Regions from separate parts of the Mus musculus genome. Here all the other regions are linked to region 1. A link is a contact called in ENCODE Hi-C or POLR2A ChIA-PET data. All regions are on one chromosome and are shown on one strand. The core of a region is the stretch at or near the end of the contact, and the rest is flanking DNA. Distances in the headings are between cores, read along the strand shown.

Evidence for each region. A loop is a pair of places that touch in the nucleus more often than their neighbours do. ChIA-PET counts read pairs that join two places held with the same protein, here RNA polymerase II (POLR2A).
Region 2: a map of left cerebral cortex shows a loop between it and region 1 (2.5-fold over the local background). The contact joins two enhancer-like sites. A Hi-C loop is called at or near these places in 5 of 37 maps with a recorded cell type or tissue (Patski, T-helper 17 cell, heart and 1 more). POLR2A ChIA-PET finds 5 or more read pairs at or near these places in 1 of 5 experiments (Patski).
Region 3: a map of heart shows a loop between it and region 1 (10-fold over the local background). The contact joins the promoter of Klf6 here to the enhancer-like site in region 1. A Hi-C loop is called at or near these places in 14 of 37 maps with a recorded cell type or tissue (Patski, gastrocnemius, heart and 1 more). POLR2A ChIA-PET finds 5 or more read pairs at or near these places in 3 of 5 experiments (Patski and embryonic stem cell).
Region 4: a map of heart shows a loop between it and region 1 (8-fold over the local background). The contact joins two enhancer-like sites. A Hi-C loop is called at or near these places in 1 of 37 maps with a recorded cell type or tissue (heart). POLR2A ChIA-PET finds 5 or more read pairs at or near these places in 1 of 5 experiments (Patski).

What each region holds. Positions count from the first base shown.
Region 1 is chr13:4,767,484-4,774,041 of GRCm38, forward strand. No RefSeq gene overlaps it. Among named protein-coding and RNA genes, the nearest start is that of Gm40658, 45 kb to the left of the region's middle. Within about 2 kb of position 4,116, at least 3 of the 3 ENCODE cell types and tissues checked have a DNase peak (open chromatin) inside an H3K27ac peak, as active enhancers do; they include gastrocnemius, heart and left cerebral cortex, where a contact is called at or near this core.
Region 2 is chr13:6,185,924-6,192,481 of GRCm38, forward strand. No RefSeq gene overlaps it. Among named protein-coding and RNA genes, the nearest start is that of Gm35615, 100 kb to the right of the region's middle. Within about 2 kb of position 3,770, at least 1 of the 3 ENCODE cell types and tissues checked has a DNase peak (open chromatin) inside an H3K27ac peak, as active enhancers do; it is left cerebral cortex, where a contact is called at or near this core.
Region 3 is chr13:5,860,029-5,866,586 of GRCm38, forward strand. It overlaps Klf6 (Kruppel-like factor 6), which reads left to right and starts at 1,461. Exons shown (of 4, transcript NM_011803.2): 1 at 1,461-1,814; 2 at 4,740-5,316. The coding sequence starts at 1,611.
Region 4 is chr13:5,840,684-5,847,241 of GRCm38, forward strand. No RefSeq gene overlaps it. Among named protein-coding and RNA genes, the nearest start is that of Gm35464, 14 kb to the left of the region's middle. Within about 2 kb of position 2,373, at least 1 of the 3 ENCODE cell types and tissues checked has a DNase peak (open chromatin) inside an H3K27ac peak, as active enhancers do; it is heart, where a contact is called at or near this core.

The DNA of each region.
Region 1 (6,558 bases), core at 2,866-5,365:
GGGGATACAATCTCACCGAAAACATTCTGGCCTTTTTGCTCTTTCAATCTTTCTAACCCTTCTGCAATGTTTTCAGAGCCTTAGGTGAGAGTGTTTTTTATAGATGTATCTGTGGGGACTGTGTTCAACAACTCTATGTTTGATTGGCTGCAGTTTTTCTGTAATTGTGTTTGTTTCAAAGATCAATTTTTCTCATGAATAATGAGGACTACATTTATGGGTCTAAAGGCAGATAATTAGAATGTAGACAGGAATTATGTTGGCTTACTAAAGTGGCAACTGTAGGTTCTTCTTTGAGATCTATGACCTCAGAATACCTGGTTAGCTGGTAGGTTTCCAGTGTCACGCATGCATTCCCTCTTATTGGACTGATTCTCAGTTTCTGGATTGTGTTTCCCATGATCCTTCTGTCTGAGTTTTCCTGGGCAGTTCTTGAGCATTTATTCTCCTTAATTTCTCTCTCTTTAATTTCATTGAGTTGTTTTTTTCTTGTTTTCTTTAGTTCTTTACTTTAGTTAATTCTTTAATGATGTTCATATTTTTTTCTATTAAATTCTGTGTCCTCAGTCTCATATAGACAATTCTCATTGGCAAACATTTTTATGGGATATGTTGACTTTAGAGAGAAGATACTTGATTTTATTCTTTTATATTGATCATATTTTTACAATGAGATCTGTGGACTTCCTTAGTTCTAATCTTAGATGCAGGGACTATGTCAGAATAGAAGCAAGTTTATACAGGGGCTTTAGGCACAAAGGTTGCATATGGATTGTGACAAATGAAGTCAGGATGTGCCTCTTGTACATCTGGCATGTAGAGATGTCTCTGAAAATTGGTGGAAAGGTTGGATGATGAAGAAGGTGCCTATGAGCTGTGGGGTAGGCAGGGTGAATTCCGTTGGGAGCCTAGAGATTGGTTATGGAATAGGCCAGGGGTGGTGTTGGATGGCATACGTGGTCAGGAAAATGGATGTGAGATCCGGCTAGATCTAGGGGTTGGGAAGGCTGCGTGGATGGGCAGCATCAGGGAGCCTGACTCTTAAACCCTGGAGAAGGGAGCAGGTGATAGAACTAAATGGAGATTGGATCAATAAATAAACCTTAATGAAAGTTTTGTATAATGAAAAAGACTCTAGAAATGTAAAGTTGCCACAGACAATATGCTCACAAGCAAAAAGTAGATTAATTAGCCAGAGCTTTAGAGAAAATCATAGAAAAAAGTTACTATTAGTAGCTATGAGGACATTGTGTGCAATTTAAATATATTTGCATATTTATAGATGTTATAAACTGTTTATGTCCTGGAAAGCACTTAAATGTAGACTTTAAAATAATAAATTTCCTGATACATTCTTCCATAAATAAAATAGAGCAGAATATCAAATTATTTTAAAATTTATTTTGCAATACTGGTGTCTTTTATTTTTCACTTATAGTTTGTTATTGGATGAATTTATTTACCAATGAAAAAATAATCCTGGTGGTTTTTTTTTAATTAAACTTGCATTAAACCTAAAAATGGTTAAAATGGTAAAGACTCTTTAAAAAACCTTAAAATAAAATCTTAAAAAAAAACCCTTGTAAATCTATAATTCTGAAGACTGTATGTTACTGAGATAGAGGTCAGCTTGTAGATCAGAAATGGGGAAGAGGGAAATGAGGGAGGAGTGTGGAGGGAGAATCAACCTAAATGGCATACTTACAAAGTCCCCATATGTGATCCTATTCCCTTGTAAGCTAATTTTAAAAAGAAAAATAAGATATGAAAAATGACTGAGACAAAGTAATAAGCTTGTGAAACAGAAACAGAGCTTTACTTGTACAACCACTCTGGAAATCAGTCTGGCGGTTCCTCAGAAAATTGGACATAGTACTACCGGAGGATCCCGCAATACCTCTCCTGGGAATATATCCAGAAGATGTCCCAACCGGTAAGAAGAACACATGCTCCACTATGTTCATAGCAGCCTTGTTTATAATAGCCAGAAGCTGGAAAGAACCCAGATGCCCCTCAACAGAGGAATGGATACAGAAAATGTGGTACATTTACACAATGGAGTACTACTCAGCTATTTAAAAAAATGAATTTATGAAATTCCTAGGCAAATGGATGGACCTGGAGGGTATCATCCTGAGTGAAGTAACCCAATCACAAAGGAACTCACACAATATGTACTCACTGATAAGTGGATATTAGCCCAGAAACTTAGGATACCCAAGATATAAGATACAACTTGCCAAACAAATGAAATTCAAGAAGAACGAAGACCAAAGTGTGGACACTTTACCCTTTCTTAGAAATGGGAACAAAACACCCATGGAAGGAGTTACAGAGACAAAATTTGGAGCTGTGACGAAAGGATGGACCATCTAGTGATTGCCATATGCAGGGATCCATCCCATAATCAGCTTCCAAACGCTGACACCATTGCATACACTAGCAAGATTTTGCTGAAAGGACCCAGATATAGCTCTCTCTTGTGAGACTATGCCGGGGTCTAGCAAACACAGAAGTGGATGATCACAGTCAGCTATTGGATGGGTCCCACGGCCCCCAATGGAGGAGCTAGAGAAATTACCCAAGGAGCTAAAGGGAACTGCAACCCTATAGGTGGAACAACAATATGAACTAACCAGTACCCGGGAGCTCTTGTCTTTAGCTGCATATGTATCAAAAGATGGCCTAGTCGGCCACCACTGCAAATAGAGGCCCATTGGACTTGCAAACTTTATATGCCCCAGTACAGGGGAACGCCAGGGCCAAAAAGGGGGAGTGGGTGGGTAGGGGATTGGGGGGGTGGGTATGGGGGACCTTTGGGATAGCATTGAAAATGTAAACGAGGAAAATACCTAATTATAAAAAAAAGAAACAGAGCTTTAGCACTTAAGGCTAAACACTGACATTTCTAGACACAGGACATCACTTACGCAAGAGAGAACAACATTCGTTTCTTATGTTCTTAACAAAACCCACCAGTTACACATTACACACTCATCCATTAGAAAGATGATGATTTAGCAGGGTTCTAGATGCTCACTCATGTGTGTGGTGGTGAAGATGTTTCTGCAAAAGTCACTTCACTTTACCCACAGTGCCAGTTGTTACATTTCAGCAATTTTTATGTACTTTCCACAAGACTTTGTATTTCCCTTTCAGCAATCCTTCTACTTTGAGATACCTTTTCTTCTGGGTTTTTGTATGGACATCTTAAGAACACATAACACAAGTATCTTTATTTAAGAATGTGAGATCAGTCTGTGTTCAGCACAGTATTATTGTGGGCTTTTATTCATAAATTGCTCTTAAAGCATATAGAAAGAGAACAGAACAAAAAAGTATGGTAAGAATTTTTTGAGAATATTTTTCCTAAGATTGTGTGTGTGTATATGTGTGTGTGTCTGTGCATGTGTATACACATACACACACACACACACACACACACACACACACACACACACATATATATATATATATATATATATATATATATATATATATTTGTGCTTGATATATATGTATTACTCATTAAATGTATTCATTAAAGTTGATGTAATGCTCCTTCACGGTTATTGTTTTTAAAGCTGTCCTCTTTTGAATAGCTTGAAGGTCCTTCAGGAATTGCAAGCTCTGTTGTGAAACAGAATGTTCATATCGTCCTGTTACTCTTTGGCTCTGCTAGTTCGCTGATTAAAATAGGCTCACGCGCAGGACGCTAATCTCTGTTTATAGAAAATAGCAAACAGATGGAGAAGCAATGATGAGTAAAAATAGACCCTTTCCTCCAGCAGATCTTTTAACACATAGATGTCAAGAAAGCCAAGAAGTCAGTGAAACCTAGTCTGGTGTTCCCTACACTACCCTGAAGTGACAAATCGCATAATGACAGGGATCCGTTTGCTCCTGAGGCAACAGCTAAGCGGGACTTCCAGTACTTTCTATTATAGGTGGCTTTTTCATTGCAACCTCCATTTACTTGGCAGGGCCTCTGGAATCTCTGACTGGAACTCTGAATGAACACTCCTCTTGTTTGAATCCTGCTGATCCCCCAACTGTAACTGGATCAGCTGACATCACCAGTGTGCTGAGCCCTGTGAAATGTCTCTGTAATTGGACTCCACTCTTGAGTCAGAGCTTGGTAAACCCTGGAGAGGCGCTGTGGTCCGCGTGCTCAGCATGACTCATGCCTCTAGTGCCTGGAGACTGTTGCTATGTGAGACTTCCTGTTAAGTGTTTACTTCTTACAGTGGGTTTGTCCTGTCCCAAGAGCTATTTGGATTTGGTATGCGGGGTGGGGTGGGGTGGAGTGGGGTGGAGTGGAGTGGGGGCAGGGGCAACTAGGGCAAAGGATTTGCCTTTTTCTTCTGAAAACAAGGATCCTGGGAGAGTCAGCTCTGAGTTAACTTCCTTAAATGGTCTGGCAGCTCATGTTTACAGGAAGAGGAAAATCTGGGAAATGCTGATAGAAGTCATAAATGCAAGGAGGGAAAAATAGCATAGTTGAGGTCATATGCAGGTGCCTGAGGGTTATTTTTTTTTAATGCCTATTTGTGTCATTCTTATGCCAAACATGCTTTAAATTATTCAAAATGGTTTTATTTAGACTGCTTTTAAAATTAAATAAACATTTTAAAGTTTTCAGTCAAAACTCTTCTGTGACAAATTAAGGAACATTGAAGAAAAGGCATAGAGACAACCTACCAGGTAGCACTTTACAATTGTGAAATCATTTTCTTTTCTGAATGATAGGTAGCTATAAGACACGGTGGCGGTTGAATAAACATTTAATCAAAACCAATATACGTTTATGTGAACATGTGTTTCTACACGTGGTTTTATAGATAGAAGTGGAGACTGGATAGAAGGCCAGTATATTACAAGGAAATGGGATTTGATTCTTCAACAGTGCTCAGATCATTCAGGCGTATGAATATACTGGATTGTGATGCAACCTTGGTAATAGGGAGTTCAAGCCAACTCTATTCTCAGAGTCATATGAATTCAGCTTAGTTCACATTGCCAAGGCACACTGGCAACTGCAGCTGACACAAGAGATAATCCATGTGTCAGCCAAGAACAGATAAAGAAGAGTATGAGATTCTTGGAGCTAACTCAGGCTGGGAACAGGAGAGGTGTTCATTGCTGTTCTGTAAACAGCAAAGACAGGAGCAGAATAAGGAGAATGTCATGTTGAACCTGTGAGTCACAAGACCAGAACTAAAACAAAGCCCTCGGGGGCCATATACACCCCAAGAAGCCAAAGGGGTGCTTTGGAGAAAGTCTAACTTCATTGTGCTTATAGAGTAGAGTGGTTAATGGAGCCAGCATTATGAACCTGCATATACAGCTCTTTCTTGTTCCTTCTCAAGAACAGTAGCTTTTCAGAAAGTTGAAGGAAAAAAAATAGCAAGTATTGGAAGAAGGTGTTACAGTAACTAGTACTGTATGTTTACTTTGCCTAGAAAGGATCTCATGCCATCCAGGCTGGCCTATTGAGGTTGGTCTTCACCTTTTAATCCTCTATGTGCTATTTCTCTTTTGTGAGGATTAGAGACATGATACCACCTTGCACCATTTAACGTATGTTGGGCATTGAACCCAATTGTAGAAATAATATTTCAGTATTCACAGAGCCAGAGAGGGCAATCCTCAGATTATGGGTTTTAAATGCAACCACTTGTATCATCATTAATACATACATCATAGAGTGGCTTTCTGTATGCATTTATATCTGAAAGACAACTTCAGTTAATTAAAAGGAACTTTGCCCTTCCTTTGTCTTTGACTGTTTTGGTCACATACTATCATTTCATCAGGAATAAAATAGCCTAATTCTTGTTTTGAATGAGAAAACGTACCTTGGTGGCTTTAATATGACTTTTGCTTATTAAATCATTTATTTTCTTATGTCATTAATTTGTAAGATTCAGCTCTTAGACTATGTTCAGCAAGTTCCATGCATGATCCATGGTGCATATGTTCTCATCTGCTGACAGACCTAACCAGAGGAGGGGACCCTGATTCCCATTGGTCAACTAGGATTCCAGAGAAAGTAAGAGGGAGACAAGCAATAAGAAAAAAAACAACAGCAGAATGGATAAAGTGAAGGAGAGAAGAAAGGGGAGAGAACAGAAGAAGTGAAGATTCAGGCAAGGAAATCAGAAGATGGGACTAAAAGAGTAGAGGGGAAAGGAGAAGGTGGACCACGGTCATACAAAAGTCTACACAGGTTCAGGCAGACCTTTACTGATGACTTTAGATACTTGTGAACTATAGAGACTATGATCATAGTTGTTGTTCTCCTTGTACTTGTGGTTCTAGTTCTTGTTGTTCTTGTTCTTGTTTTCCTCCTTCTCTTCCTCTTCCTCCCCCCTGCTCCTGCTCCTTTTTCTGTTTCACCTTTATGTGTATAGGCTAATTCTCCATATTCTCTTGTGTAGTTTGTGGTCAGTGAAGTTGATTTATCTTGCTGAACTGCTCAGGCTTTGAGAAGTGTGGCATCTCAGTGGAGACTATTCAAAGACTCAAGTAAACCGTGGGAGACAGACATCTTATTCC
Region 2 (6,558 bases), core at 2,520-5,019, 1.4 Mb after region 1:
TAAATAAATAGATAAATAAATAAATAAATTTAAAATATATTATGTTGAGATGTCAGTGAAATTTTTTTTCAGTTGCCTTTGGATTTATGCATAAAGCACCTGTATGCAGTCATTGCTACATTTAAGCAGACACAGCTGAAAGACATCAGACTACTCTATTAGAAAGAACATTCCAAGAGGATGATTCACTGCTGGGGATCAGATTCAGAGACCATAAGCTGAAATGTCTGAAGCAAAAACATCCTTGACAGAGGTTGACAGAGGCATCCTATGACCTTCAAACCTCTCAGCCTCATCCTTAGAAACCACTGTTACAAATGTGGTAATAAAAGCGCACACATGCCCTGGAAAGGGGATAACATTTGACATGTAAATAAAGAAAATATCCAATAAAAAACAAACAAACAAACAAAACACAGCTCACACATGCAACAGTTTGTAGAGCTCAGACGACTTTTTGGTATAGTCATCTCATTTTGAGGCAGGGTCTCTCTTTTTTTCTGCTGCTGCACTGTGCCCCCCAGGACATATGGTTTACAGGCTTCTGGCTGATTCTCCTGTCACCACCTCCTATCTTGCTATAGAAGTGTTGGGATTGGGGTTGGGGATTTAGCTCAGTGGTAGAGTACTGGCCTAGCAAGCACAAGGCCATGGGTTCAGTCCTCAGCTCTGGAATTAAAAAAAGAAAAAAAAGTTTTGGGATTATAGGATTGTGCCAGGGCGTCTGGCCTTTACATGGGTTCTGAGGATCAAAGTGTGGTTACTACGTGCACTCAGCAAGTGCTTTACTTGTATGAGTTATCTCAAATCCAGATGTGAGTCAGGGGTGGTTGTAGTCCTGTAGTCTCAGAACTCAGGAAGCTTAGGCCTGAGGATTGCCACAAATTAAAGACCAGTCCAGGCTACACAATGAGATTCTAGCAACAAACAAAAATAGAAGAACAGATGAATTAATAAATGAGCAAATACATAAATGAAGGCATAATTAAAATGATGTGTTAAAAGTACTCCTGGGGACTGGAAAGATGGCTTTGCAATGACGAGTACTTGCTGCCTTTGCAGAGATACATTTACAGAGCCAGCACCCACATGGCAGGTTCAAAACTGTCTGTAATGCCAGCTCCCAGGAAGCTGAGACCAATCTGGTCTCTGTACACAGCAGGCATGCACATGGCCCACTTAAGTACATGAAGGCGACATTCATCCACATAAAATAAAAACATTTTTAAAACCTAGTTGGGATTTCCTATTCTGGTTAAGCTATCGAAGTTATAAGAGAGATACAAGTATGCACTAAAGAGTAAGCTTTCCTTATGTATTTTGGATATTAGTCCCCTATCTGATTTAGGATAGGTAAAAATCCTTTCCCAATCTGTTGGTGGCCTTTTTTGTCTGATTGACAGTGTCCTTTGCCTTACAGAAGCTTTGCAATTTTATGAGGTCCCATTTGTCGATTCTCGATCTTACAGCACAAGCCATTGCTGTTCTATTCAGGAATTTTTTCCCTTTGCCCATATCTTTGAGGCTTTTCCCCACTTTCTCCTCTATAAGTTTCACTGTCTAGAACTCACATGATATGTACTCATTGATAAGTGGATATTAGCCCAGAAACTTAGAATACCCAATTTATAAGATACAATTTGCGAAACACATGAAACTCAAGAAGAACAAAGACCAAAGTGTGGACACTTTGCCCTTTCTTAGAATTGGGAACAAAACACCCATGGAAGGAGTTACAGAGACAAAGTTTGGAGCTGTGACGAAAGGATGGACCATCTAGACATTGCCATATCCGGGGATCCATCCCATAATCAGTCTCTAAACGCTGACACCATTGCATACACTAGCAAGATTTTGCTGAAAGGACCCTGATATAGCTGTCTCTTGTGAGACTATGCCGGGGCCTAGCAAACACATAAGTGGATGCTCACAGTCAGCTATTGGATGGAACACAGGGCCCCCAGTGGAGGAGCTAGAGAAAGTACCCAAGGAGCTGAAGGGGTCTGTAACCCTATAGGAGGAACAACAATATGAACTAACCAGTACCCCCAGAGCTCGTGTCTCTAGCTGCATATGTAACAGAAGATGGCCTAGTCGGCCATCACTGCAAAGAGAGGCCCATTGGTCATGCAAACTTTATATGCCTCAGTACAGGGGAACGCCAGGGCCAAGAAGTGGGAGTGGGTGGGTAGGGGAGTGGGGTAGGAGGGTATGGGGGACTTTTGGGATAGCACTGGAAGTGTAAGTTTAGAAAAATACCTAATTTTTAAAAAATCCTGATTTAGTTTAAAAAAAAATTTAGCCTTCCACCACTGTCAGTAATAATTGAGCTAATAAACTCATCAAAAGAAAAGATTCATTTTGGCTCATAGTTCAATCTCAGGGGAATTGTTTTTAGACTTGTTTTGAGAAAATACATCTCAGCAGGAACTCCATGCCCAAGCCTCACAGCTATGAACAGCTTAGCCAGAATGCAAAAGAGAGAAAGGAATGGAAAGTTTCCCATCATAGCGTTCACTGACATTATTTTGAATGTGAATCTGAAGACCTTCCATCAAGTCTGGCTTCATAAAGATCTACCATAGCACCAAACAGGGCAAAGTTTTAGGGGAAAACTCAAAGTTCAAATGGTAGTGTTGTTTTAATAAGGAGAAATACTAAAATTGTCTGTCTATCTGTCTAATGCATATAGTATATAATGCGCATAATGTATACAATGTATATAATATAATATATATATATATATGTATAAAACAACCTATATGGTATATATGCATGTATGCATATATGGTAAAAACAAAGATTGAATAAATAAAATCAATTCATTCAACTGTTTTTTAAACTATTTTATATTTTTATTAGATTGATATTCAAAAAGAATTCTATTGAAATAGAACCATCATTTCACGTCTTCCTTTTCTGTAGTAGAATAGAAATTGGCAGAGGTAGTATTTTATGTGAACATTTTTCCTTGGAAAAGTTTCATGGCCATGACAGTTTTCACAGTAAATGTTCTCTTTTTACATACACTATTTAAATTCCACTTTCCTGTTGAAATTTCAATTCCATCTTCTAACACAATTTTAAGAATCATTTTCTTTAGTTCTTCCTTTCTTATATCATCTCTGCACCCTAAACTCAAACTCAGCACAAACCTCCTCCCACATACATGAACTGAATGAAGAGGATGAAAATGCAAAGCATTGTTCTCAGTGCTCTATCCATTAAGCAAAAATAAAAAACGATGCACACATATTCACACTTGAGCGTCATAACGGGAATCACTAAGCAATCAATGCCAGGATGAGAAAGAAGCCAGGTAAGGAATCTCAGCTGTTGAGGAGACTCTGCAAACACACTAGGGAATGTGACAAAGGCAGACAACAGGGAGACTCCTTAGCTAGAAGACTCCACATTTGAATATTGTGGGAAGGGCTCTGCCAGGGAGATGTTTAAAATTCAGTATGGCATTTTAATTAAATTACAACTCTGAATTAGACATAAATCAACTTAGACCCACTTTGGCTTCATTTTTAGCACAAAGAGCCTATCATCTTTTAACATTTCATTCAAAGCTAATTAAATATGGATTTATGGCTCCAGGTACCTGGAAATACTGGGGAACATTCAGAACTTGCTGACCCACTGGGAAGGTAACTATTTTGAGGATCCTAACTGAATGTCAAATATTTGCTGCAGCATGCTGCTTCACAGAGCTAAATGTGTTTGCTGGGTGTGTAAACACATCTCATAAAACACTCATTGTTTCTTTCAATCCCTGGTAACAGTGTAAATTCACTACAAACTGAAAGTCTCTGTTTGCCGCCAACACGGTTTGGTTTCAACACAATGACTCCGGTTCTCCCACTTTGCAACCCTTGGCATTCCTGCTCCTTGAAGCAGGAAAGCATGGTCACTGCTTCTTTAAGCCGACTATTTTTCCTCCTTCTGTCCCCAGCAGAACGGGGCTAAAAAGGATTTTCAGTTCTGAGTATGGGTTCGTAAATACATTCTCGGGTAAGAGAGAAGTACACCCAGTAAAGATGTTGTTAACCCCTGCTAATTTGAAGATAAGCCATGTGGATATACATATTCTTAGTTCGAGGTCAGCTTAGTCTACAAAGTGAAATCCTATCTTAACAAAAAGACAAGGAAAGAAAGGCAAGAGGAAAGGTAGTAAGGAAAGATAAAGAGAAAAGGGGGAAGGAGAGAGAAAACGTTCTCCTGGAATCACAGGACTAGGGATACAAAAGGAAAAGAACTCTTTTCAACAGCAGCCATGGCAGGAAGGAAACGCAGAAGCCATATTTAGCTAAGAGCACTACTGTGTATCTTGGGAGAGAATAGCAGCTTTGATGTACTCAAAGAATGATCTATCTTGAAATAGAGAGCCTGAGCAACCTTTCTGGCTTCCTCAAGTCCCTCTGTACTTTGAGGGACTATAGGAGGTCCATAATCAAAACATTTATAGACATTTATAAATGACTAGAAAAGCAGTTTTAAAATTTTTTTCATTTAAGCAGACTTTTTATCCGGGACTCGCATGAGGAGAGGACAGAGCGGCATGAGACCTCGGATATAGTACAAACAGCAGCAAAGGCACATGAGACACTTGGAAGAAACCTGGACTCGCACCAGGAAAGGGGCTTTCATAGAACAGCCCCTGCTTCAGTCAATCAGAAATATCTGAGAGCAGTGACAGGTGGCTTTGAACTTGGCTCTCAAAGAAAGACCGTTGAAATACTGTGCCAATTACCCTCTGGTTTCCGTTTCATGCTTATACAACTCATATTCCAAAAATATTTGTTTTGCTTCCTAGTTAAAAATAAATAAATAAAATTCCCTTTTAGAACTCAGAGCATAGCTTGCCCTGGGGGGGGGGGGGGGAATCACATCATATGGTCTGCAATCTGTTTCTAGGGACTGAAATCCCCCCCCATTTCGTATGGGACACAGAAGCCCCTCTCTGAGTATTCACTCCAAATCGCAGTTTGGTCAACAGATGGATCTCTCTCCGCAGGACCAGGAGTTACAGGTCTTTAATCCCAGATACTTGGGAAGCTGAGGTAGAAGAATTGTGAATCCAAGATTTTCCTGCACTAGAGTAAGTTCAATGCATTTCTGGGCAACTCAGTGAGACTCTGTCTCAAAATGAAAAGCATAAATAAGGTTTATTATATAGTTCAGGGTAGAGTTCTTACCAAGCATGTTTAAGACCCTAGATTCAATCTCCAGTGTTTCACATATATAAATGTAAATTAGTACAAGCGTATGTAGTAGAACAAGCTTTCCTACATGGTTGAGATATAGTCAAACTGACAGACATGTTGATGTTGCTTTCAAGCTCTCTGACTGAGATGGAACACACACTGAAAACTGACTGCTTCTCCTGTAGCAAATGGGATTCAATGCACTTCATCTTAAATTCCAGTCCTCTGAATTCTTTTATTGTTGATCACTTCTAAGCTAAAGTCAACCCATCCCATCCCTACCCCACTCCGACCGAGGATTTCCCACATGCCTGTGTCGATGTATTGACAAATAAAAATCTGGTATAAGGCCAAAAGGAGAGGCTTGGCCACATTTAGACCAACATGTATTTCGAAAGGTAGGATCTCCAGTCATGGTAAGAAAACATCAACCCTGCCTCCAGAACCTGGAGAGGAAATAAGTTCTTCAGCTCACTGCTATAGAAACCTCTTCCTCTCCTTTGTTCCATAAGCACAATGTTAGGTGTTCTTCACCTTCTCTGTCTACCGCACTGCACTACCACATGCAAATTCCTCAACTATCACCACAGACCGTGAACCCCACACTTCCAGAGAATTAGAGGAGGGCTGGAGCCAAGCAAAAGCAGTGTCCTCCCACTGAGCCCCACCCTGTAGGAACCACCCATTAGTTTTCAAGATGAAGCCAAAAGATGCACTGGGGAGGAATGCCTCCATCTCCACTCTCCCTGCTTTCTGGACCCCTCAGTGGGAAAAGTTGGTTCAAGCTTTTCTCTAAATAACAGGATTAGAGGAGCCATGGTTTGTCTGCCTGGATTCTCGGAAACTTTTTTTGGCTGTTGGCGAAGGCTCGATGAGTCATACAGTTCACAAGCAATTTTCACAAAGGGGAACACCTCTCTACGTGAAATGTGATTCTACTCTAAAGACAGACTGTGTCAAAACAGGCTTGACTCATCCCTTGCTGTGAGCCTTCAGTGCTTCCTACTGGAGGCTGCACTGAGGACTGGCTTTTAGCTGTGAGCCTTCAGGAAAGCAAGCCTGTTAAAAATCAACAGGCCAAAGCTCCTTGGGCTCCTTTCTCAGTAAACCAATTACTACCTACACGAAGCCCAGGATTGTGTCACAGAAAGCCTCACCTGATTTGGGTGTTTAGAGAGTGAAATACTTAGCTGAGTTAAAAGGAGAGCAAAGATGAATGGCAGGGGGAGGGAGATAGAAAAAGAGGGGGTAGGCAGGAGAAGAGGAAAAAAAAGAAGGAAAGGAAAGAAACAAAAATAGGAAAGGGGAAAAGCTGGTAAAGGAACAGAACACCATTCCACCACGGGAA
Region 3 (6,558 bases), core at 211-2,710, 1.1 Mb after region 1:
AGGGTAGATGGGATGAAGGCCCATGGTCACCTCCATCTCTTCCATACAATAGGCACGTGAGATAACTTTTCCCATCTTCGCCCCCATACATAGGCCTACAAACCTGACAAGCCTATGGTTCTGGCACATGCTTCTCTTCTAGACTTCGTAAATTAAACAGAAAAACTCCCCTCAGCTTATTTTACGTACTTGACAACTTTTAAAAGGATACTATTCATTAAAAATTATATTCGAAGTTGTTATAATTGGATTTTTATTCAAAAATTTTAGTCGCTCGTTTTTTTTTTTTTTTTTTTTAGATATCATGGTGTGCTTTGGTAGATAATTTGTATGAAAAAAATTGTCATCTTCAACCTAATTTGAATTGTTTACACATCCATGGGAAAGCCTGTTAACCTTGGTGAGACATCTCCGAGACTGCCTTCTACGAGATAAACAGATTTAAACCCCATTAGCAGCAAAATCTGCATCTTCTTTGAATTAAAACTGTGCAACAAGAAAAAGGGGAGTTTTAAGCTGTGAATGTCCAGGTCTCCAAGTACAGTGTGGCCATGGCGCCAGGTCACGGATGCGATCTTAAAAGCTGCATTTTCAACTTTTGAGTGGGTAAAATTCATTCCTGAGAACTGAGTGTTTTTGACACACTGGTCAGGTAGGGGGCTTTTGAGATGCTCTACCGTTTCCCCCTCTCTGCCTGCGTAAGAAGTGGGGGTATTTTGGTCTCAGGCTCCTGTCATCCTCCGTCCTAGACAGAAACTACCACACAGTGACTCTGGAGTACCAAGTCCCCCTGCTGTTCGGTCTTATTGTCCCATCGCCACAGGGAAACCTGCGGGCACGTTTGCGCCCACCCCGGGGCACCTCTGCATCTCTGAGTATGGAGGGGACTCCGAACAAAGAGAGAAATCAAGGGACCAAGGAGAATGGAGGGTCAGGGAAGGATCCGGGAACACGGGAACCCAGCGGGAGGAAATGAGGGGGATCGGGAATATGTCTGCTATCTTTGGTCTTTTTGGGGGGTGCCGGTCCGTGTGACCGGATCAGAAGGTGCAACCGGGCAGCCGGGCGGCGGGGACAGGTGCCCGGTTGCCCGGCTAGGCTCCCCCAGCTCCGGCCGCTCCGGCCGCACTTCTGCAACGTTGGGCTGTACACCTCCCAGCGCCGACTCCTTCGGTGCGCCGTAGCCCTCGCCTTATATACCCTGCTAAAAATAGCCTGTGAGACGTCTTTCCAATCAGCGCAGGCCGAGTTCGAATTGCACCAATAAGGAGGCCTTTAATGAAGAGGCTCGGTCACGCCAGGCGGGGCCGCTGTGTGTCCGCACCGGCGATTGGTGCGAGCTGACATCATCGTCGCGCAGCCCCGGGTACAGGAGCGGCAGGATTGGGTACCGTGGGGGGCGGAGCTCCAAGCTGGTCACGTGGGGGGAGAAGGGGGGAGCCAAGCGGGGGAGGAGGGGGGAGGCTGGCAGCGGAGCTTTGAATAGGGAAGTTTTGCAGGGGTTACGCTTGCAGTCAGTCCGCTGTTTGCAAATATTGCGTGGGCTCGGCGCGCTGCGGGCTGCGGGAGGGTCCGGACCCGGCGTCCGATTGCAGCGCCATCCAGTTTGCATGAAACTTTCACCTGCGCTCCCGGGAACAGTTTCTGCTCGGACTCCTGATCGTTCACCTCCCTGTTTTCCCGACAGCGAGGACTGTCTTTTCCAACCCGACATGGATGTGCTCCCAATGTGTAGCATCTTCCAGGAACTACAGATTGTGCACGAAACGGGCTACTTCTCGGCTCTGCCGTCCCTGGAGGAATATTGGCAACAGGTAAATACGGATTTTTTTTTTTTTTTCACCTGCCCGGTACGCCGAGGAGGGAGTCGCGCGGAGGAGCAGGCAAGATGGTGTGTGCTTGGAAGTGCATCTTTTTAATGATGATTAGCATTTGCCTAATTAAAAATATAAAGTAATGATCTTAAGATGTCCTTCTGCTGCCTGGAATGATGAAGGCACTGTAGAGCGAGCCTTCGGGAGCGAGGAGTAGAGTTGTCATTTGTGTGAAGGCGAGCTCTCCTTCCCACTACGTTTTTATTTCTTCATTTTTTTTTCGTGTTTTGCTAATTCCGAGCTTACGAGCAGCATACACCTGGGGGGGGGGACCCCAAATTATTCTGACCGATCCAGACCTGAGCCCTTGGCACAAGTTTGGGGTTTGTACCAGCTCCAAACTCCACAGCTGGACCCTGTCATACGAACGAGCTTGCCTTGACTACCAAAAGATTTGATTTAAGGATTTTGGTTTTGTTTTGATATTTGTATGTCCCAAATTTAAAAGTCTTAACATTTTGCTTGCGGAACGCAGTAGTTCTTTTTGAATTCAAGGCCATTTGCAGTTTCTTTTCCGTCTGGATAATTTCTTATCATTCACGTATGCCTGCCTTGTTTTTCTTACCTGCTTTTCTTGTTGACTGCGCGGCGGGTGTGTGTGTGTGGGGGTGCTGTTTGCACACAAGTGACTTGTCAGTCATATGACAATGAGTCCATTCCTAGTTGCTTCGGGTCTTACTTTGGGCAAGAAAAATCTCTAATTCCGGCATTTTAGTGGAACTAGAATTTGGGGCAACCGGAATAAAAGAAACACCCCCTACCCCTTCTAAGTCATAGGATTCTGTGAGTGGCAAAAATATTCTCAAACACTTTCACCATTGTCTTTAAAAACGATGATTCTGTGGCCGTCTCTCTACCCTTCTGGGTATTTTTTTTCCTCCAAGTGAATTAGCAGATCAAATAAATTCCGTCGGTTTCACAACCTCCCAGGCTTTAAAACCCAGGAAAAGCGAAGTGTTGGCTGAAACCTCCCCATGCCGGCTTAATTGTTCACAATCCTCTCTGCCTTTCTCTCCCCCTCTCCATTTTTCCTCCTCAAAGAAGCTGCTCCCTGGGACGTGATTGAAATTGATCTTAGTAGTTTCCTTTAGGCATTTGGGATTTGGGCAACTAGCCAGACTTGGCTCCTGGTCCCCTTCAGAGCCTTTTAAACTCCCAGAGAGCTTCGATCAGGTCCCCACTGCTCATCAGCATACTGGCGATTTTAAATTAGCCAGTTGATTAAAGTTTAACAAGATCTTCATAAATGTCTTCGCCATTTCTTTGGAACATCAATAATAGGTATCGCCGCTTCGATTCCTAATACTGTACACACTGTAACAGACATCGAATTTTGGGGGGAAATGGAAAACAGGCACCCCCTCTTCCTTAGCTTGCTTGTGCTTGCTGTGTGAGGCCGGGACTTAGGATGTGTATACTGTGATAGAAGGCACATTGTTTAGTAAGCTTTAGCCCTTTTGCTGGTAGCCTGTGCTCAAGATGGTCTGTACCCTGATAACATTTTTTTGTTGCAGTTTAGTGCCGAAATTTCTGTCTGTAGAATAGAATACACAGAGGCACAGACGGCCTTATATGGGCATGCAGGCAAAGCTAGTGAAAAATCAGGGCCTACATAATTGAATCCTAAAATCTTTCCTACCGTTTTTCTTTTCCAGTGGCTAGAAAGTTTGAGATGGTGGGGAGAGGGGATTGCTGATCTCTGCAGTGTGTAGCTCCTTGAAAGGTTGGTGGCAGGGCTGGGAAGGGGCACCCTGTTATGGCACACTGCATGTATATTTGAGCCGGGTCCTTATTTGGCTGCAGGTCAGAATTTCAAAAGGAAGTCTCCTTTGGCATTGCGTGAAAGAAAAAGGAGTGATGACTCATACTGTTGTACCCTTGGCCAGGAGATAAAGTCCTTGTTCATTGTGGGACTCCCAGAAGGGCCAGGGAGTAATTTCCCCTTTCCATCCTTTACAATAGCAGATAGCTACTCTGGAAGAATTCACTTCTGTTGTCAAGGTTTCTTGTTTCCCTGTGGCCAGTGCAAAGAAATCATTAAAGTTTGGTGGTATCCATAGTCCTGGACTTGGGAAATGACATTTAAAAATATGCATGTGTATATGTGTGTGTGTGTGTGTGTGTGTGCGCATATATATATATATATATATACATATATATATATATATATATATATATATATATGCATATGTATATGTATATCTCTTAGGTCCCAGCTACACAGAAAATGAGAGGTTTCTTTTCAAATGTATCGATGCCCATGAAGTGAATACAGACAGCTATCTGCTGCCTGTTCTCTGACTACAGCCAGCCCTATATTGTCAGCTGTGCCCCCCAAGTGGGTCTTCAGACCACACTGCACGCTGTGCAATATTTCTGTCCTGTTGGGTGAATACTCTTGGATGGCTAGGGCTCTCTCATTGATGCTCATAGTTCTAGAGACTGTCAGAGGATCTGGTTAAACCTGTTAGGTTGGTGGGAGGGGGAGTGATGTGTGTAAGGCTGGTTTTCTTTGTGTGGCTTACCAGGATCGTCATTAGAAATGTCAACACTTGTAACTATAACAACAAAACAGGCTTAGTGATCATCACTCACTGTGACCATTGGTCCAACACTGGAGAAACCAAGAGAGGTCTCACCTCTACTTTTCCTTCAGATTCCTAGAAACAGCTTTCCTCTAGAATTCTCGGGGAAATAGATTCGCATTACAAAAGACTTTGTGACCCACAATACCTGACACAGAAATAATTTATTTGTCCTTTGTTGCATGTTTCCTTTTTTTTTTTTTTTTATTCCTGTGTGCTTTCAGTTCCACTTTCAGTAGCCGTAACAGTCACGTGCCTTCTTGTGGTTCCTTTTGCACAGACCTGCCTGGAGTTGGAACGCTATCTTCAGAGTGAGCCCTGCTACGTGTCAGCCTCTGAGATAAAATTTGACAGCCAGGAAGACCTGTGGACCAAATTCATTCTAGCTCGGGGGGAGAAGAAGGAGGAATCAGAACTGAAGATTTCTTCTAGTCCCCCAGAGGACTCTCTGATCAGCTCCAGCTTTAATTATAACTTAGAGACCAATAGCCTGAACTCTGATGTCAGCAGTGAGTCTTCGGACAGTTCAGAGGAACTTTCACCCACGACCAAATTTACCTCTGATCCCATTGGTGAAGTCTTAGTCAATTCAGGAAATCTGAGTTCCTCCGTCATTTCCACACCTCCATCTTCTCCAGAAGTGAACAGGGAATCTTCTCAACTATGGGGCTGTGGGCCAGGAGACCTGCCCTCACCTGGGAAGGTTCGAAGTGGGACCTCTGGGAAGTCTGGTGACAAGGGTAATGGCGACGCCTCCCCAGATGGCAGAAGACGGGTACATCGGTGCCACTTTAATGGCTGCAGGAAAGTTTACACGAAAAGCTCCCACTTGAAAGCACATCAGCGCACTCACACAGGTCAGTCCCCTCTTGGGGCCTGGGTGGTCAGCTGCTGGTGGGCGCCCTCAGTCGATCAGCACTGGGAGGGAGCCAGGACCCCCCCAGGATGCGGTCACAAGCAAGACAGTCCTCACTTCCTAGATTCTTGTCTCTAAGGAATTGGGTCTTTTTTGGAGTTCAGAGTAGAATCTTAAAAGACTGGACATTTGAATCAGATGAATGGTTCATGCTTTCAGATTAAACAGGAGGCCAGATCACATTCTCCATGGATACCCAAACCTTCACCCACTGGGTGCTCATTTCCCATTGTCCCATGCATCGTGCTATGTTGGGTTGCACCTCTTTCTTTGTCATGTAAGTGCAGGCTCAGGACAGACACTCCTTGGGCAGCCTGAAGTTTGCTGATGTTGACAGTGGTATTTTGAAGCCTCAGAGTGAGCAAAAGTCTTGGGCTAGTGGGCATTTACTGTGAATACAGCCACAAAAACAAGGGCTTTCTTAACACAGTGCTACTACTTAGATTAAATTCTGTTTATTTGAAACTGGCAGCACAACATCTGGGATAGGAGGGGAAGGATAACAGGATAAGTAATTGTAAACTTGTATCTTACCGAGAGGATAGTCAAATTCTTGAGAGATGAAGTCAGGGCCCTGAAGAGGCAAAGAGCTAGGAGAGGATATGAGTGTTCCCCAAACAAGATGGCTTTTGCCTTGGGTTGATTTGAGCATCATTTTTCACTCATGGGTAGCATTTTGTTCTGTTCTACACTTATAATTTAGCTAGGGAGTGATGTCAATTTGGTCGTTTGATTGCCATCTAGAAACGGATCCACAAGCCCTCTGAATGAGGTTTTTTCTCAGAAACGCATGATTTCAGTTTTGTAGAAATGTAGAAGGTCCCAGACGACTCATTCCACAGGGAAATGAGTAAGGAGTAAGTGCTGGAGGGGACCCGTCTCCATGGAGAAAGCAATAACTCTCCTCCCTCAGCAAGGCTGTGGGTCCTGTGGGCTGACATCTCACCCTGCAAGTATGTCATCAGTCTGAGTAATTGTCATTGTTATGAGGTAACTTTGATTCGGCCAGGATGACTTTGTCAAACCTGGATCCCTGGAATGAACAGCCTAAGTGAGCCCTTCAGGCTAGGTTAGAAAAGACCTTTAGCTTGCCAAAGGTACCATCCTGCCATGAAAGCATATGGTGAGGTCTGTAGACTGAGGGGACCCCACGGTATATATGTTGTTCAGTCTTCTCCCTTAC
Region 4 (6,558 bases), core at 1,123-3,622, 1.1 Mb after region 1:
ATGTATTATGTACTAAAGAGACACTAATTAATTAGCACTGATATATTACTACTGAAGTGAAATTATCTCCTGTGCATTTATTGACATATCTATGTTTACACTGTTACAGCAAAATCACTTTACATTAGTTAGAACTTAATTTACTCCATGAGCAAAGTTATGTAACTAGCTATAAGGAATGCAAAAGCAATTTGCAAATATAAAATTGTTTGAAGGAGCAAATGTAGAGAATGATGCTATTAAGATTATCATCAAAATTCAATTAAATGTTCACCAGCTTTTAGGTATGAAAAGGGAAGACATACAAGCCTGAAATGCTAGCCAACTGTTAAATATTAATTAATGGAAGTAATGTTTCCTGATTTAGCCCTGAAAGTTGGTAAAGCATTTCAAATAAATGTTGACTGAAAGCGAATTCAAAAATTACCTAGAGTTTCATTTGGCAAATCTTAGGAGCCTGAACTCTCACACATATTTACTGCTTAAACTTTTTTTTTCTGCCATGTACAAACAGTTTCCTTTTATTTCCTCCTGTTTAAAGAGTTACTTTCAGCCATATATGGCTTTAAAAGTATAAACCAGTTTAGAGTGGCTATTGAAAATTATTCACTCGTAGCCTAGAGCTAATTTTGGATTTTTGTTCCTAACAATATCATCTGAGAAAGTCTCAAGTGAAAATAGGATTGTAACACACACGTAAAAACTTTGTGGTATTGTCAAAAGGAAATCAGGAGTATTGTTTTATTTTTGTAAAATCTTAGCCTAACAGTTTTCTATCACTATTCACCTTTTAAATCCAAGCATGTGTCCTAAGGAACTTTGAACATGCTTACTAATTTCAAAGCCGGGCCATATCTATGTAATGACATCACCTTCCACTCCCTTGTACTGGGAACTCACTGTTCTCTGAACTGAAAGTCTGGAGCAAATGCCAAGTGTTGTCTCACCTGTGAGCGCATTTCCCATAAGCCCGGTCAGACCTGCCTGGGCAGATGAGGAGTTTAGGTGCTTCTGACCCGTTCGAGACTGATTCTTCAGTCTTGTTAAGACTATGGTCAATGCCACAGCGATAGACAGTCATGGTTGCCAGCTTATCATTGTTCCCACTTGGTTGACCTGTCTAAATATCTAAAGATAGACGTTTCCTCTAACAATTCACATTATTAGGTACATGTGACCTTCTTTAATAATCTTGGTTGTTTCTCCTGGTAGAGAGAAAAGCACTGCAAGTGATCAAGAATATTCTAGAATGGCAAATAAAAGAGACTCTAACCAATGAGAGGAGGAAGTTTGATGATTAGTTATTCTGAACATAGGAGGACTCAGCCAAAGGTTCTTGTGTTGGTCTCTCATCTGATATATGATCCTAGAATGATGTCCCTAGGGACAGAGACACAATGCATTCTAGAGCTTCGGTAGAACTCTGCAGTAAAGTGACAAACTGTCTCCTTGTCTGGCTTATACTGTTGACACAGCTTGATAAACAAGGACAACAACAAAAATGTAAATAGCATGCAGTGTGGCTCCCCCTGAAAAGGGGGGGGGGTGGGCAGGGCCTGCTGTTTCTTGACAGGGAGTCTCACACTGGAGAACAATAGTTGATAAAAATAACCTCAAACATTTCAAAGATGCTGATTTTCAAATGTATATTGTGATTACATTTCTTTGACAGAATTTTTTAGCAAGTAGGAGACACCCTTTCCCAGGACTACAGGGAGGTAGGTGGGAGGGAAGGAAGGAGGAAGGAAGGAAGAAAAGAAAGAAAGAGTAAGAAAGAAAACATCACACCCAGAAAACAGATGAACACATGAAAAAAATCACCACCACATACAAGCACATTCATTATATATACGCAAACACAAATGTGTACATGGACACAGAGACGCATGAACAAATAGGTATACACACACACACACACACACACATATATATATACATATATATATCCATAACAATAAATGCATATGTATTAGAGACATCACAGGCACACACAGATAAATTCACATTGACACTCACATAGACACATATAGACTAACACACACAGAGGCACACATGCATATATACAGACTAATACACACAGACACAGGACATATTTGCAGAGAGATCTGTGAATATCTAAAGATAGATGTTTCCTCTAATAAATCGCATAATTAGATACATATGACCTTCTTTAATTTTACAACTAAAAAGAAGAAACACTTCCTAGGATATGACTTTGTATAAAAAATGTATTTTTAAGATTCTAAATGGAGAATGAGATCTTTTTCAAGTTCTTTCTGACTTTCATTTTCTCATTGGTGGTGGTATCTTTCACTGAGTAAACTTGGACAAAGACAGTGGATGAGCCACTGGCCTGACACACCATGTGGAGCCTGCCCTTTTAGAGCGACTCAACGCCAAAATAGACAGCAAAGGAAAACTAAATCCAGCTTGAACAATACTGGCCCTAAAATAGCCATGGGGTTTATGACCACAGCAGCAGGAAAGGCTGTTGATCATCTGCCAGAATCTTTTCTTTTCGTTTGTCACTATTGAATGACACAGAGGACATGAAGCCCCTGTCAAACGTACAAGTTCAGAACCCCAAATCAGAGATCCTAATAATAGCGCCTGGTGTATAGCTGTCTTCTCTTGGAGAACTAATGAGCCCAGTTCTCCTATGATCTTAACCTGGTATCTCCAGAAGAGCTGCTGGATGTAAGCGCCCTACTCTTTTTTACGTGTTCCCTCCCTTGTCCTTCACAACAATTCTTGTCAGGTAGGTTTTGTACTCTCGTGGTACACATAAGGAAACTGAGGCTTGGAGAGGAAGCTGACTTGCTTATCCATAGAAACATAGCTGGAATGTTCTTTCTGTGGTTAGAAGCATTTAAATGTGCTGGGAAGGAGAGAAACTCTCACTTTTGACCATCTACACAGAAGACACACCACTAAAACTGTAGATCACAAATCATTTTCAAGCCAATAGCAGAATCATTAGCAAAGGAGAAAGAGACCATTGAGTCCAGAATGACAGCAAAGTAGTTCAGAGAGACAGAGTTTAACTGGTGCTAAGTGAAGACCAGCAAATGGAAGTCAAAGAAGACACAGCAAGTTAGAGGCAAGGGAGAGGCTATGTTAGCTCTTTGCTGTGGTCCAGGCTGGCAGGGAGACATATTGACTGGAATTTAGGTTATTGTGGGTAAAGAGACTTAAGACTGAAAGTGGTCTCAGCACAGCTCTGAAAGCTAAGGATTTAAGAAGTCTTTTGAATTCCTTATCAGTTAACAATTGATGTATGGTAAAGGTCAATTCTCTGAATGCAAAACCCTGACCACCAAGGAGGGAGCCTGAAGGGCTAGGACGAAGTGGAGATAAGTACAGGATTGAACCGGTTCTGTTGGAGGCAAAGCAGGAAATGAGTAGCCTGGTTGAAGCTCTGCCTGTAAACTCTTGGTAAATGGAAGTAATCCATGGTAGTCTTAGCATTTCTTCCATTCTTCATGGGACTGCTTCTGTCTGCTGATGAGGGACCACACCATTTAAATGGACTGAAATCAAACTATTTCTCTATCCCCAAATAGTAGCTTTGAGACTGGGAATAATCTGTGTCTGTGGCCATGGACAGAAGATGGGCCACCTTTTTAGAAAGAGTTTTTTTTCCCCAATATGAGCATCACCCTCCCCTAGGAGAATGTGGGACTAATCCAAGGGTGTTGGAAGTTACATAGCAACTAATTCTTCAACGGTGTTTATGAAACGGAAGCCTAGCAACTCATGGAGGAGTCAGATCCACAGGATCTCAGTCCATGAGGCTTACAGTTACAGTTGTAACTGATTCAGAGGTGGTCACATGTTGCTCACCCAGAAAGTAACCCCGGGGCTGCAAGTAACAGGAAAACAGCCATGCCCATTTTATTCATATTTTATAACCTACAGTAAACATTTACTTAGCAATTCCACCCTGTCTATCACCGCCTTAGACACTTATGCAGAACTTAGAGTCATACTGAATGCCAATATGATGTTAATTATTGCAACCAAAAGAGGCCTGTATCGTTAGACTCTGATGAATTTTTAAGATACACTGGAGGGGAAATTGAGTCATAATATAATTCTCTATGAGGGTTTGAAAGTGTGATCCTTAAGATCCTTCTGCTCTGTGTGACAAGCAATACGATTTTTAAGCTCAGACAAAAGTGGGTGTCTTTTGGTTTAGGGTTCTCTTTTCACCAGGAAATCCCCTCTTCTAATAGGATTCTTTTTGTTTTGCTTTAATCCTTAATCTAGGGGGAATGTCCCATCCCTGTGAGTCATCAGAATGGCTTCTCACAGGTAAGACCTAGAAAATTCCTGAAATGCTTCCCCTGATACTGAGAAACGTACTCAAGTCAATTGAGAAAGACATTAAAGGGGTCTGATGAGAAATCTAAATCCTGTGCCTCCTACCCTTTGCGGGGATGTTGCCTGAACCATGAACAACGTTTCCTGGATTCTAGAAACAGGCACATAGTTTGGAATCTGCAGCTGCTGGACAACACCAATTGGGAAAAATAGTAGCACAAAGGCAATAGATAGCCATCTCGCCTTGAAGACGCTGACTCATGCAGATGAGTCATTTACAATCGGCATGGCGACGGGTCTCAGCGGGACCAACTCAGAGAACACTGTGCGCTGAGCGCTGACCATGTAAACAGTGCAAACTCCCTCTTGTGATTCTAGGAAAAGAATCTTAGAACCTTTAGACAAAGAAATCAGAGAGGAGTGTGGCTGCTGTGTGGGTCACACCAGCAAATCCAGGCAACATCCGGACCTTACCATTCTCAGTTCTGATATCCGCTGGCACTGGAGCCCAGAGCTCAACATTTGGGTAAACATTCCACACTGGAGTGAACTACCTTGGTGACCTGAGTAAATTATGAATTCCCAAGACAGAATTACGGTGTCATCGAGTGTGACTGTATGTAGCTGGGCATACATTCATTTCCCCACTCAGATTAGCTATAGCATAAATAATACAGAAGCACCAACCAGAGCCAAAGGTGCTCACTGGAAGGTTCTTTTCTGGTATTAAAATAATGAGTGTACGCTCCTTAAGAACCTTCTAGCAACATGTACAAATAAAGCCACACACAGTGACAAACTGTGCTGCTTGGAGTTTAGCTGATGACATCCTTGTTATTGAAACAGGAAATGACTCAGCCTGGGCTAGACCAGAAAAGATCATATATTATATTCCGTTTTGTTGGCTCGTTTGAAAAAAAAAAAAAAAACCTACCGCAAGGCAACCATGCTTGTTTTCAGGTTTTTAATTTATGCATTCTAGCAAATAAGAAAGAATTTCTTGATAAGCCATTATTAAAATGTTGCAAAACAGGTTTTTCACAAATGTTAGGATCAAATGACTGCTATAAGCTATAGAAGATATGTTTACTATTTTTAAAGGGGATGGGTTAGGGTATTGGAGTCCAGATAGAAAACCTCTCAGCCCTAAATACTAACATTTCTATACTTAGCCGGAGCCTGGTCTGTTTAGATAAACTGATTTTGAACATAATTTTATGTTTATTGCTTTTTTGACTGCATTATGTCTGTGTGAGAGTGTCAGAAGCCTGGAACTGGAGTTACAGATGGGTCTGAGCTGCTATGTGAAGGGTCAATGCTCTTAACTGCTGAGCCATCTCTCCAGACCCTCGATAAACTTTCAAAAAATATTTTAATTAAAATATATCACTTCCCTCCTTCCTTTACATCTCTCAAACTCTTCTTTTCTAACCCATTCAGTCTCAAATTGATAACCTCATTTATTTTGTTTTTGTTGTTACATATGTACGTGTATATACACAAAAACATAAATATAACCTTATATATAATTCTTAACACATTACTAAATACTAGAGTTTTACTAAAATTCTGATTTTTTTTCATTATGACCTGGCATAATCTGAAGTTTACCTTTGTCTATTAAAACTTTGCAGGTATGATAATTGGCAATCAAAAGCAATTAATCCAACAGACAAAAAAGTTGAACATAGATTAAACATTATAAATTTTTACATAAATAACTGAACTATTTTACCCACTGAACACTCATAATAATCATAATAGTCACTAAGATAACAGTTTTAGAACAATACTTTTACCTCTGAAATATTCTTAATTAGAAAATTATATCTTGCATTCAATAGTTAGCAAATAGTAACTAAGTTGTGCCCCTCCCCTCCCCCCAGAGCTCAGATGATTCAAATGGAAAGGGTTTCTGGTCTCTAACCTTAAATGTGTGACATCTTTTGCCAATCATTGGCTTTCTTGATCTGATAAATCTCCACCCAATACAATACACGTATTTTTTGCAAGGTGACTGTTACTGTTGGATGCTGTGTTAGAACATGAAACCACACACAACCACAGCATACGACCACTTTGGCCTCTGTGTACATGCAGAAGAAACAGGCTCCTCAGACAAGGTTGGTCAGACTCAAGTTCGACTTCAGGACACCCATGGCTGCCTCCTGTTCTGCTCTTTGTAAATGCATCAGCCGGAGGGCAGTCTGCTCAGAGCTTAGAAAGCTCTAGACT